Linked DNA regions of Homo sapiens: all the other regions are linked to region 1. Evidence: chromatin contacts called from ENCODE Hi-C or POLR2A ChIA-PET data. All regions are on one chromosome and are shown on one strand. The core of a region is the stretch at or near the end of the contact, and the rest is flanking DNA. Distances in the headings are between cores, read along the strand shown.

The links. Hi-C counts contacts between places; a loop is a spot of excess contacts on that map. ChIA-PET counts read pairs that join two places held with the same protein, here RNA polymerase II (POLR2A). Pooled maps may share reads with other maps.
Region 2: a loop to region 1 is called in a map of CD8-positive, alpha-beta T cell, with 3 times the contacts of the local background. The contact joins the promoter of SMTN here to the promoter of CCDC157 in region 1. A Hi-C loop is called at or near these places in 1 of 168 maps with a recorded cell type or tissue (CD8-positive, alpha-beta T cell), 1 of 37 single-sample maps with no recorded cell type and 6 of 50 pooled maps. POLR2A ChIA-PET finds 5 or more read pairs at or near these places in 1 of 52 experiments (HCT116).
Region 3: a pooled map shows a loop between it and region 1 (2.2-fold over the local background). The contact joins the enhancer-like site here to the promoter of CCDC157 in region 1. A Hi-C loop is called at or near these places in 1 of 50 pooled maps. POLR2A ChIA-PET finds 5 or more read pairs at or near these places in 2 of 52 experiments (activated T-cell and common myeloid progenitor, CD34-positive).

The regions. Positions count from the first base shown.
Region 1 is chr22:30,355,284-30,359,652 of GRCh38, reverse strand. It overlaps CCDC157 (coiled-coil domain containing 157), which reads right to left and starts at 2,646. Exons shown (of 12, transcript NM_001017437.5): 1 at 2,521-2,646. It overlaps SF3A1 (splicing factor 3a subunit 1), which reads left to right and starts at 2,759. Exons shown (of 16, transcript NM_005877.6): 1 at 2,759-2,923. The coding sequence starts at 2,861. RefSeq lists an enhancer at 1,278-1,877 and a silencer at 2,813-3,062.
Region 2 is chr22:31,078,684-31,083,052 of GRCh38, reverse strand. It overlaps SMTN (smoothelin), which reads right to left and starts at 1,735. Exons shown (of 21, transcript NM_134269.3): 1 at 1,597-1,735. RefSeq lists a silencer at 1,694-1,853.
Region 3 is chr22:29,796,445-29,800,813 of GRCh38, reverse strand. All of the region lies in intron 15 of ASCC2 (activating signal cointegrator 1 complex subunit 2), which reads left to right. Among named protein-coding and RNA genes, the nearest start is that of UQCR10, 31 kb to the right of the region's middle. RefSeq lists enhancers at 1-232, 1,124-1,624, 1,625-2,125. Within about 2 kb of position 1,938, at least 31 of the 41 ENCODE cell types and tissues checked have a DNase peak (open chromatin) inside an H3K27ac peak, as active enhancers do.

The DNA of each region.
Region 1 (4,369 bases), core at 1,397-3,896:
GTTTGACAACACATGGCCATTTGGACCAGAAACCATTTCAAATGTTCAAAATCTGTGTTGGCTGGTAGCTACTGTATTGGACGGTGCAGAGGGTTGGATGCTGTGTGTGCATTCAGCAAATGAGGACTGAGTATCTGTTCCATACCAGGCACTACGTCAAGACCAGGAACACAGCAGGGCACAAGGAGCCCTGTCCTCCAGGAACTACCAGTGATATCTGAGGGTCTCCGCAAGGGGTAAGCTTGTGTGTGCCAGTTTCACCCATGGGATATCACCCAAGGGATACGTGTCTGCCCCATGATACTCACAACACACATGCCCACATCCTACACTCCTGTTGTCTTGGCAACTGCCAATGAACTACTGCTGCCCAAGAGATTTTATGTCTCCAAGGAGGGAGGCAGAAACAAAGGCAAAATAACACACGGAAGTATTCTGGGTTTCCTTCCTGGAATGGGCATGAAAGAAATAAAGAAATCAAGAAGCCCCCAACCTGGGAGAAAGTGTATTCAGGTGGCAAAGCATCTGGAATTCATAAGCTTGCTTGTGAAGGCACCAGGAAACACTGATCTGTTCACCTTCAAATAACTATAGCTGCCACATGGGGCCATCCTGGATATCAACTCCCAGTAGATCCTGGATCAGATAAGCAGCAGCAAATGCCCAAGTGTCAGGAAAATCCAAGATGACCTTATGTTGTTTCTTCTGAAAATTGAAGTCATGCAGATACAAGCATAGTTTAAGAAGTACTTTATGTGTGTGTCAAGTGAAGAAGCACTTGACGTGAGCTCTTTCTGCAATTCCTGGGTCTTGAGTGGAACCCTCAGTCTGAAGCTGCCAGCCCGGCACTGTACCCATGACCACATAGGTGACAGCACTAATTGAGCCCTTAGGGAGGAGCAGCAGCTATCTCTGCCTCTCCTCAATTTCCTGGGGCTCAAGGTGGACTTTTGACTCCCAGAGAAGAGCAGGAGCCTTTCCTGCATTTCCGTTCAACATTCAAGCGCCTTCTCTCTCTCAGAACTAGTACCCTAACCCTACTCGGTAAAGATGATGCCTACTTCCCAGCCAGGGTGCCTGGTGAGATTCAAAGCCACCACCATGAAAACACGGGAAACTCTAAAACCAGCTATGTGGCAGATGTCAGTCTCAAACATGAGATTGTTAATTGCCTGGATCCCTGGGGATACTGAAGGGACTGAGGGCAAAATAACTAACTGCACTAGTAGAGGAATAAGACTGGCTTGAACTTGCATTCCCACTCTACCAACTCCAAACTTCACTGTCCTCATTTGTAAATAGGTTGCTATAAGGAATAAATGACGTAACACATGAAGTGTTGGGCACAGTATCCGGCTCATAGTAAATGACCAATACATCCCAGCTATCATTATTCTACATTAATAACAACCATGACACACAGCTACGATGTGTGTGGGGGGAGGGGGAAGACTTGAGAGAGCAACCTTTCCTATCACTCCCTCATTTCACAGGTGAGGAAACTGAAGTCCAGGAACAGGTTCGGAGCCAGCTCCCCGCTTTCCAGAGTTGAGGAGAGGAGGAAGGAGAGAGGGGGGAATCGCAGGAGAGGGAGAGAAGCCGGCGGGATTCGAGGTAGGCCTCTGGGGAGCGAGCCGCATAGCTTGCAGGGCTGCATCTGTGAGAGTGAGGGGTGAAGCCTAAAGCAGCAGCCCTGCGTGATGGCTCATGCGTGTAATCCCAGCACTTTGGGAGGCCAAGGCGGGAGGATCGCTTGACCCCAGGAGTTTGAGACCAGCCTGGGCAACATAGGGAGACGTCCTCCCATGTCCCTACAAAAAAAAAAATTTAAAAACTGGCCGGGCGCGGTGGCTCACGCCTGTAACCCTAACACTTTGGGAAGCCGAGGCGGGCGGATCATTTGAGGTCAGGAGTTCCAGACCAGCCTGGCCAGCATGGTGAAACCCCGTCTCTACTAAAAATGCCAAAAAAAAAAAAAAAAAAATTAGCCGGGTGTGGTGGGCGCCTGTAGTCCCAGCCACTCGGGAGGCTGAGGCAGGAGAATCGCTTGAACTCGGGAGGCGGAGGTTGCAGAGAGTCAAGATCGCGCCACTGCACTCCAGCCTGGGTGACAGAGCAAGACCTTGTCTCAGAAAAAAAGAAAAAAGAAAGACAAAGAAAGCAGCAGCCTTGATTTGAGAGGGAGGCCCCCAGTGGGGCTTGAGGGCGGGACTACGGAAGGCAGGGGATGGAAGCAAGAAAAGGCAGGTTCCGTGGGAAAAGCGAATTAAGGGCGTAGGATTTGGAAGCGGGGCTTGGAGGATGTGGGTCTGAAATGAAAGGGGGGACTAAGGGAGTAGGGAAGTGGGGCTCTTAGGCGGTGAGCCTGAGGGGACAGGGGCTCTCCTAAATGAGAGACCAATGGGAGGGAGCTGGGCTCTTGGAAGGCGGGGTCGAAGGGAGCGAGGTACTGGCCTGTGGAGTAAAGGAGCCGCGAGGTGAGTGCGGCGGGGGTCCGGCGGGTGACGTACAACATCTCACCTGTCTTCGGCGTCGCGGCTTCAGCCTTCGTGTCTGGTCGGCTCCCGGAACTGCCCCCGGTGCGCCTGCGGCCACCGGGATCCCCGAAAAGCCCTAGCCGGGCGCTCAGGCCGCTGCCTTGGCAACGGCGTCGGACGCCGCGGTGCCCGCGGGGAGGGGCGGGAAGCGCGTCACGGCGAGGGGACGGTCCCGGAAGTGCGCCAGTCGTACCTTCGCGGCCGCAACTCGCTCGGCCGCCGCCATCTTGCGAGCTCGTCGTACTGACCGAGCGGGGAGGCTGTCTTGAGGCGGCACCGCTCACCGACACCGAGGCGGACTGGCAGCCCTGAGCGTCGCAGTCATGCCGGCCGGACCCGTGCAGGCGGTGCCCCCGCCGCCGCCCGTGCCCACGGAGCCCAAACAGGTACCTCTCCCCCGCCCCTCAGCCTGCAGCCGGAGGGTTGGCCTGGGCGCTCCTTACTCGCACAGGAATAAGCGGCCGGCCGCTATGAAGGGCTTGGAGGGACTGCAAGTCCCAAGAGGCTGCGCGCTTCCCGCGCTATGGTGGTGTTCTGGTAGCGAAATGAGCCACCCTGAACGGGATTCTCTAAGTGGTCCGCGGAGCAGCCCCGTCGGCACGAGCCGGGAGCTTCTTAGAAATGTGGAGTCTCCGCCGTAGATCTTTTAAATAGGAATCTACATTTGAACAAAATCCTAAGGTGATTGATTTATAAGTGCGAGAGGCGCTGATCCAGCCCATCCTCTGATCTTATGTAGCAGTTGGGGCCGCCGGCCACAGCCTTTCCCCAGTAATGGCTAATTTCCCAGCCTGCACGGTACATCTTTGGATGTTAATTCTCAGCATCTATTTCGGTGTCTGCCCCAAGCCAGACACCGTGCCAGGCTCCCACATTACCGGAATGAATGGGGCATGGTCCCTGCCTAGGGAGCTCACAGGCTAACGAGAAGACAGACATATGAGAATGCTCACCAAATGTTTGTTGTCCCAATGGCCATCGATGATACAGTGCCAGCCCGCCCTTAATAAAGCTCTCCAATCTCGAATGTGCACAAACCATTGTAGTATGGTGTGATATGCCCTGTGATAGAAGTTTCAGGTACAAATCTAATGAACATTGTTTGCTGGGCTAGAAGGGATATTAAGGTAGGGAAGCCCACAAGAGTGAGAGGTAAATTTCTTTTAGAAGAAGGAATAGGAGTTTGCCAGGTAGGTGACTAGGGAAGGGAAATAGCATCCTTTATTCATCCAGCAAATATTTATTGAACACATACGCTGATCATTGCTTTGGGTTCAGAATAAGGGGGGCGGGGGGGGGGAACATGACTGAAGAAGCCATGCCTTTTCCACAAATATTTAAGTGCCCGTGTGTCCCTGGCATTTTCCCAGGCATTGGGGGAAAATAAGGTAATAGCCAGATAATATGCGCAAAGACACCGAGGTGAATCAAACGGTGTCTCTGATCAAGAGTAAATGAACAAGTGTTGAAGCATAGACTTAGGAGCGTAGTGGCAGGAGATGCGATTCTTACTTAGGATTTGAACTTTTCCTTGTAGACAGTGGGAAGAAAAGGGAGTGTTTTAAGCCAAATAGTGACATTTGTGTTTCAGAAATTCAGGTAGGCAGACGTGTGGAGAATCACTATGAGGGGAGGCCAGTCACGCTATTCCAAAGAGGCTGAAGGCCTGGCCGAGATTAGGGCAGAGGGGGTAGGCAGGCTCTTCAGCCAGAGTGGTGTGTTAGAATCCTGGTTCTGCCAGTTGGACATTAAGCTCTCCATCTCTCAGTTTTGTCATCTGTAATGTGGAGATATTAAGAGTTCTTGGCCGGGTCCAGTGGCTCACGCCTGTA
Region 2 (4,369 bases), core at 486-2,985, 720 kb before region 1:
CCTGGCTGGAAGCTGCCCTCTGCCCTAGGGTGGTTTGCTGGAAAACTCACCAAACCCAGGGTAGGGGGTCTCTGGTTCCAGCCCTGCCAGCTTGGCCGCCAGTCTGCTGTGTGGCCTGGGATGGACTCTCATCCTGTCTAAACCTCAAAACAGGGAGGGCAGGGACCTGGATTGAGAAGCCAGGGCCTGGCAAGACCCACCCAAGCTGTGCTTACCACCAGGGGGTGCACTCCAGTCTCCAGTTTCCTGCCCCACCCACCCATCCACAGGGCCTACCCAGCCCCCACCCACTCCGCAGGCTCAGCTTCTGGCTGTGGGCTGAACCCGTAGTTCTTGCTGCCACCACCACTGTCATTCCCCCAGGTATAGGAAGGTACACTGTGTCTTCCGATTCTTGGAGCCAGCTCTGCTGTCCAGACCTCCTGAAGCCAGGTGTCCAGGCACCCAGCACCTCCTGCCAATTCATACAGAATTCAATTCCCCACCTGGAAGGGCTTTCAGAAGCTGACCTGCCCAACCCCTGGATTTCAGGCAAACTGAGAAGATTGGAGAGGGCCAAGGATTTGTCACTGAGCAAGGAGGAAGCCAAAGACTTAGAGGGCAGAGAAGGATGTAATCAAAATCTTCGTCATCTCCGGCTTCCGAAGCTCCCTTCCAAAGTGCCCTCAAGGGCCTGGAACACTCTCAGTGACAGAGGCAAGAGCCCCATCTTGCCCCAGTGCTGCCCATCAAAATGGACCCCTAAATCCTGGCCCAGCCTCCCAGCGCAGATCTCTCCTTCCTCCTGTAGCCCCAACTAATGTCTGTCTGGAATTTGAGGGGCCCTGGTCTGGCACACTGTGGATGCTTAGTTAATGTATGGTGACTGACTAATGTGTGGCCCCAGGCCTGCCCCCCACCTCCTGTTGATTCATCTTTCAATCATCCCTTCCCTCTCTTCAGAACAGTCACTTGGGAAGTCACCCCATACGGTGCATGGGTGGGGGGTGAGGGTTACCGCTCCACACAGTTGGGGTGTGTGGGTCCCAGCCTGTTCAAGTCACTGCTTGTTCCCCCTCCCATCCTGGTAGGCTCAGAGGTGTCAACCTCCCAATCTCTGCCTGTTAGGATCCTTGCCTCTTACCTAGTTACTCTGTCTGGGTTAAACCTCTTCAAGACTGTCCAGTGGTCACCAGCCTTAGGTTCTGCGGACATTCTGATTCCCCCCATGTCTGTTCTTCTATGGGGCAGCTGACCCTAATGCCTAATCTAGGACACCCATGGGATTATAAGAAGATCCCTGCCGCTGCTCTTCTCCAATCTCCCTGTCACACAGTCTGGGGTCGCCGGACATTGTGAGGGGCCTCAGGATTCTGTGGCAGCTTCCCCAGGGTTTCTGCCGCCACAGACTAGCGCCCCTGTGGGGCGTGGAGTCTCTTAGGAATCCGGGGGCGTCTTCCCCCAACAGTCTCATAACTTTATCCCATGGCTTAGACCTCTCGTATGGGTGGGGGCTCCCAGGTCTGGACGTTCCAGAACTCCTGTCTAGACATCCGGGTTCCACCCCCGGACACGTTGGGGCAGCACCAGGATCCCCCCCGAGGTCCGCACACCCACCTCTCAGTCCAGCCCACCCGTCCGGCGCAGGCTCGGCTTAGCTCTTTCGGGACCCGACAGACGGATTAGACACGCGCAGGCCGGAGGTGCCGCGACCCGCTGTCCCAGGCCCGCTCAGCAACCGTCCCCTGGATTCTGCGGAGAGCTGCCCGTCCAGCCGCGCCAGCAGCCCGGCTGGCCCCGCCCTGCCCCGACGCGCCAGCCAACCCTCGATTGGGTACCTCCCACTCTCGTGCCCCATTGGGAAAATTCAATTTGACGGCCACGCCCCGAGAGGAAGGCCCCGCCCCTCGCGGGCCAGGGAGGTCGGAAATTGGGAGTCTTGGGGTCGTCTGCCTCGGTGGCTTTAGCGAGTCGGGTGGGCATCGGCAGGGGGACGCAGGCTCTGCGCCAAGTCGGGGGGGGCGCCCCGAGCCGAGGTAAGTTTCCTGGGGTCGTAGGAGTCTCAGAGCCTTCAGGACAGCCCCTCTCCGCCCTCCTCTTTGTTCCTGAGACCACGTCCCCTCCCTCGACTCCACCCCTTTCTCGCGTCAGTGTTTAAGCTTGGCCGCCGTCCCTAGGCTGCTTTCGGGACACCTGGTCTGAGCCACCTCAGAGCAGGGACTGAGTGACTGGCAGCACCTTGACCCTGTGTTGGAGTGCCGGGACCATCTCAGGTGGAGCAGAATCAATCACACAGCACGCCTCCCCCAGCCCACACACCTTTGAACAGACATTGCCTTCTTGTAGCATGCTTCTACCTTCCAAGCCCTGAGAGTCTGCCTTTAGGAGCGCTGGAGTCCTAAATAGGGAATATGGAGTCCAGGCTGTCATTCAGCAAAAGGGGGAAATTGAGGCCCAGAGAGAGCTGACATGTCCAAGACCAAACAAGGAATCAGCCAGGGTACCCAGGAGGTCAGATCCACAAGGCAAAGCTATTCCATCTTCAGTGCCAGAGGCCCTAAAGCCGCCCTTGGGTCTCCATGGAGACTAAAGTGGGTGGAGTTGGGAGGATGGGGTCTGGAGTCCTGTCAAATAAAAACAATAACAAATCATTTATTTTGTACTTGCCATGTACCAGGCATATAATGCCCATAACAAGCACATGAGACCATGACTATTGCCCCATTTTACAGATGAGGACAACAGCTGATAAGTAGTAAAGCTGTGATTCATACCCAGCACCTTCTGAGTCCAGACCCTGCTTTTAACCACTATAATGTGGGATTCTGGGGAGGTGGTTTCAGCCTGTTAACCCAGAAGAGCCCCGGTTCAGGTCCTCTGTGACACCCCCCAGCCCCCATCTAAGGAAAGGCCCAGTCTCCACACTGAGAGTCTTTTCCATGTGTCATTTCATTTCATCCCCACACCCCTGAGAAGTGGTCCCATTTTACACATCAGAAAACCAAGGCACGGGCCAGGTGCGGTGGCTCATGCCTGTAATCCCAGCACTTTGGGATGCCAAGGCAGGTGGATCACCCAAGGTCAGGAGTTCGAGACCAGCCTGGCCAACACGGCAAAAACCCCGTCTCTACTAAAAATACAAAAATTAGTCGGGCAAGTGGCATGCACCTGTAATCCCAGCTACTTGGGAGGCTGAGGCAGTAGAATCACTTGAACCTGGAGGCAGAGGTTGCAGTGAGCCGAGATTGTGCCACTGCACTCCAGCCTAAGCGACAGAGCAAGATTCTGTCTCAAAAAAAGAAAAAAGAAAATCAAGGCACAGAAGAAAGCGACTTGTCAATGCTACACAGCAGGAGAGGCAAACAGAGCTCACTTCGGAGGACATATTTCAAGGTCCTAGGCTTTCTCTACCTGGGCGAGATGCCATGTTATTATCCAGAACGAGGGTCAGGCGCCCTCTAAGACCAATTCTGAATACTTCAAAATTCACGCGTCCCTTGGGACCTCCCCTTCATGCAGGGCACACCTAGGCCACCTCTGATTTTCAGGGCCTGCCTGAATGGCGGTCACCAGCTCCAATGAATGGCCTGCTTTGTGCTAATGCCCTCCTTTCTCCCTGCCCTACTGTAGGCTAGGAGGAATGGTACAGGTGAGTTCCTCCATGCTTGGATTTACTGTCTGGCACATGCGCTCACTAGCCCTTGGCCCTATGGAAGGGATGTGTGGGTCCTGCCCCTTCAAGCCCTTAGTGCCTGGGTCCACCTCCAGACATACCCGCCTGCCTCTGTCTTCCTCTCTGCAAGGGAGTGGGGGTGATCTAGAGATCAAAGGGCAGTCCGGTACAGTGCTAGGGAAGTTTACAGCTACAGCCGAGGAAAGAGTAAACATCCCGTGACGAGGGCCCCAGCATTTGCTGAACACCTGTTGCATGTCAGACGTGGGGCTCCCACTACTGCCAGGTGACCACTGTGCAAGATAGGTACACTCTGATTCGACAGAGGAAGCTGAAGCTCAGGGAGGTGAAGGCACCTTGGCCTAGTAAAGGCATTCAGACTAAAGTGGAATTCTGCCTGATGCTGAAGCCCCTTCCCTCCACTTTGCTGCCACTAGGATGGGGGAAGCTCTGGAAGACTTCTTAGGGAAGTGGTGTATAAACTGTGTGTCACACTTGTTTTTATTTTATTTTATTTTTTTTGGAGACAGGGTCTTGCTGTGTCCCACAGGCTGGAGTGCAGTCGCATGATCACAGCTTACCATGGCCTCAAACTCCTGGCTCAAGCAATCCTTCCATCTCAGCCTCCCAAGAGGCTAGGACTACAGGCACACACCACCACGCCCAGCTAATTTTTAAAATTCATCCCACATAGAAGAGGGGGAAAGGCATGAAAGG
Region 3 (4,369 bases), core at 689-3,188, 560 kb after region 1:
GCTTCAGGTTCTGACTCTGTGCAGGGAGGCTGTTAGTGAATCCCCCCTGTTGATAGCAAAAGGCCAGAAGGGCCAAAACTATCCCCCTCTTCCCTTCTTCTTACATCTTTTAATGTGTTAACCATCAAATCACTGGTGGACAGTGCTTCCCAGAAACCACTCTTTGACCTGATTTTCCCCAGGCTGTGAGAAAATTAAGGACTTTGAATGAGCTTTTCAGAAGGTGAACATATTCCACTTTAAGGCCTTTCTATTTATTTTTAGTTTATGTCCTTCCTACTTTTTTGGCATTGAAAATTCCGTTCATGATTTATCCATTTATTCAACAAATATTTGTCTAATACTTACAGCATTCTAGGCTCTGGATTAATTAGGTTCTGGGGATATAGTGGGGAGTGAAACAGACACGGCCCCTGCCCACGTGGAGTTTGCATTAATCAACTCATCAAACAAGCAACATCAAATTGCAGGTATAACAAATACTACAAGCTGGAGGTGCACAGAATTCTGAGCCTTTGGTAGGGCTTCACCCCAGTCAAGAAGGCTCCTCTGAGAACATGACATGGGACCGAGAGCTAAAGGGTGAGGAGGGGTCACTTCTGCAAAGGAGGGAAGGAGAAGCTTCCCAAGCAGAGCAACAGGGACAGTGGTCCCGAGGCCATAGTGAGCACAGCAAAGGGTCCCATGAACCGACAAAGCCAGCATATTTTATGTTTTGAAAAGATCAGGGCTGGGTGCAGCGGCTCATGCCTAGTCCCAGCACTTTGGGAGGCCAAGGCAGGTGGATCACTTGAGTCCAGGAGTTCGAGACCAGCCTGGGCAACATAGCGAAACCCCATATATACAAAAAATACAAAAATTAGCCGGGTGTGCTGGCACACGCCTATAGTTCCAGCTACTCTGGAGGCTGAGGCAGTAAGATCACTTAAGCCCAGGAGGTCAAGGCTGCAATGAGCTGTGATCGTGCCACTGTACTCCAGCCTGGGTGACACAGTAAGAACCTGTCTCAAGAAAAAAAAATAAGAGAGTTCACCCAGCGTTGGAATGATGACCCATCAGAGGGACAGAGAGTTGGATGTCATGGTAAAGAGTACAACATCCAAGTAGAGAACAGCAAAATAAGATGTATTCTAGTCCCCCAAAGTTCTGCATGGAATCTAGAAATCAGGGGACTTCTTTACAAGTACAGGCTGCTCTTTCACCATCACGTGAATGGGGACCGTGAGGTTCAGAGAGGGAGGAGACCAGCCAGCCTTGTTCCTGTGGTAGGAGCCCCAGTGGCGGAAATGCCAGCTGCTTCTTCAGTTAGGGCCCTGTGCTGTTACCCCTCCCTAGGGCTGTCCACTGCTAAAAGCTTGGCTGGCTGAGGGCTTGGGGAACTGGCGCAGGGCAACTACAAAGCCGTCTGGCTGGCTGGACAGGAAGCACTTGCAAACTGCTTAGTCATACACATTGCAACACCCCCAGATCCCAGGCCAAAGATGTTATCCTGGATCAGTGGCCGCTATTCCAGGCCAGCATGGCCCTCTGTAGCTCCAGCGGTGGGCAAGGGGCAGACAAGGGGTCCTCCAGGCTGGCGAGAAGCCTGGCCCCCTGCTCCAATCCAGGAAGCCTGATTGGTAAGTTCCCCACAGAGATTAGCCATCTCTGGATATGGCCTTTCACCTTGATCTGTGGTTTTGTCCAGGGCCCATGGTATTGTAAAGTCTCATCTCACCCCACCTAGGTCATAAGTCACCTACGAGCATTTGCCAAGGGGCTGGTCCCAGCTGTCAGGGTCAGCAGAGTGGCTGGCATTGAGGTGGCCAGGTTTCTGGAACACTGTGCCCTTGTTCCTGGGGCCCTCTGGGCTGGCACGCAGAGAGACTCACTGTGCTGGGTAGCCCAGGGGCTGCAGATTGCAAAGAGGCAAAGCCTCCATTCATGTGTTCATTATTTATTCATTCAGCAAATATTTATTAAGAGATTTAGTAGCACCAGATCCTATGCTAGACACCAGGGAAACAGGGTGAGCTGGATACCCGGCCTTGCCCTCAAATGATCATAAGAAAGACCATTAAACAAGTAAGGACAGAGTGGGAGGTGCTGGGGTGGGGTACACAGGAACTTCGGCAGGGACACATGTCCTAATCCCATGAGAAATTAGGTAGGACGCTGCAGATGGTAGTGGAGTTAAAATGTGTTCGTTGTTGAATCAGATAGGCTGTACTCAGTGCTTAAGTAGTAAGGAAATCTGTTCCCTTGCATGACAAGGCGGTGTAAGGTAGGGCCGTCTAGGCTTGGTTGACCTATCATCCAGAATGTATCTTTCCAGTCTCTTGGGGCCTCACTTCGTGGTCAGGCTACTTCCTTTGAGGCTGCAGAGGGGCTGCAGCTGTTTCTACTATGGCTTCCAGACATGACAGTGCCAGGAGATAGTCCAGACCAGGTCTTCCTGTGTCTCTCCTAGAGCCTAGGATACCTTTCCCAGAAGTCTCCAATACCCCTCATATCTCATCAGGAAAACCAACTCACAGGGTGCAGGCCTGGAGCTCCAGGGTGAAACGGAAAGGTAGAAAGACCTAAAGAAAATGTAGGGTCTGTTTGGAGAATGGGTGAGGTGCAGCATGGCTGTTGTGGAGACATCAATACATGTGCTACAGGTATATCATAGCCAGTGAAGGAGTCAGTGGGCAAGAGGCAGGGTCCCCTAATCCCTTTGGACCATTCCATGGTGCCCTGGAAGACAACATGTGTTCTAAAAATATCTGTGCCGGCTGGGCGTGGTGGCTGTAATCCCTGCACTTTGGGAGGCCAAGGTGGGTGGATCACCTGAGGTCAGGAGTTCAAAACCAACCTGGCCAACATGGTGAAACCCCATCTCTACTAAAAATACAAAAAACTAGCTGGGCATGGTGGCAGGCATCTGTAATCTCAGTTACTCGGGAGGCTGAGGCAGGAGAATCATTTGAACCTGGGAGGTGGAGGTTGCAGTGAGCCAGGATCACACCATTGCACGCCATCCTGGGCAACAAGAGTGAAACCCTGTCTCAAAAAATAATAATAATTAAAATTTTATTTTAAGTGTCTGTGCCCTTGGTCTGCCTTTTGGGGAGTCGCAGAGCACATTAAGGCTCTGAAAAGTCCTGTAGTAAAAGAAACAGGATTCACTTTGTTGAGCCCAGAAAGTGCTGGATCTGCTTCGACATGTCATTTCTTTCTCACATCAGCCCTGGGAAGTGGGTGCCAAGAGAAGGAACTGAGACTTAGCGAGGTTAAGGGACTTGCCTGTGGTCACACAGCCCAGGAAGTGGCAAAGCAGACCTGAATCAGGAGACCTGTGTCTGGCCCTGGCTTTGCTCTTAGTAGCTGTGTGACCTTAAGAGGGTTGCTCTGCCTCTCTGGATCCCCTGATTCTTCACCTGGAAAAGTAGGAGTCTGTTGCTTCCACAGGCTCTTTAGAAGTTCAAAGGCAGGAGTCACCCTGCTAAGGACCAGTTTGAATTGGGCCTTGAAGGACAGGCTTGAGGAGATGAGGAAGGGAAAGGTGGCGAGGTTTCAGGGGCACCTGCATATTCCCAGGGCTTGCTCCCATCTTGGAGGCTGAGGAAGCTACCTGCTCCAGAGGGTCTCTGCAGCCACCATTGCCTGTGTTTCCAGGCTTGACTGAAGTTCTGGCCTCTGATGCATCTTTTCCCAGCTGGCTTTGGTCCTGATTTTTCTTTTTCCTTTCTGGCTCCAAATGAGGTCTGGGGCCAAGGTTGCATCTCCCTGGACAAGCTGCCCAGGTGCCCGGGCTTCACTGTCCCTACCTGTGTCTTCTTCCAGGGCATAGCTAGGGTGGGTGGAGCTTGCCATGCTTCTCTGCCTGGCCCTGCCAGGGAGCCACATAACCAGAGGCCACACAGCATGAAAGAACTGCCCCACTGCACAGAACCAGGGATGGGATGGACCAGAAGCCGAAGGTGTAGCAGAAAGGATGGTGATGCCTCTCATTCTTCCTCAGTCTCCTGGCCCAGCACAGGTCCTGGAACCTATTAGGCCCTTAGGAAATATGTGTCAAATGCATGGGTGTGCTCCTACCAGTGGCACCTACCACCTGAACAAGCTTGGGCTCCTTTTTCTTCCTCTCTACCTCTTTTTCAGCTTAGCATAGAAAGCCAGGTACAGGGCCAAGGTCACAGTCACAGGCCCCTTCCCTGGTGGATGTGAAAGATTTCTTTGAACTGAGATTTCTCCCTGGTCTAAATCAAGTGCACCATCCCTCCTGCCATACCTTGGGGCTCCTGGTCCAATCAAGTAACCCCCTACCGTGGAGCCTCCATTACCCCTTCCTACAGATGCCCAGCCAGACCTCCTGAACCAAGTTCATTCCCTTTGTTTCCAGGGC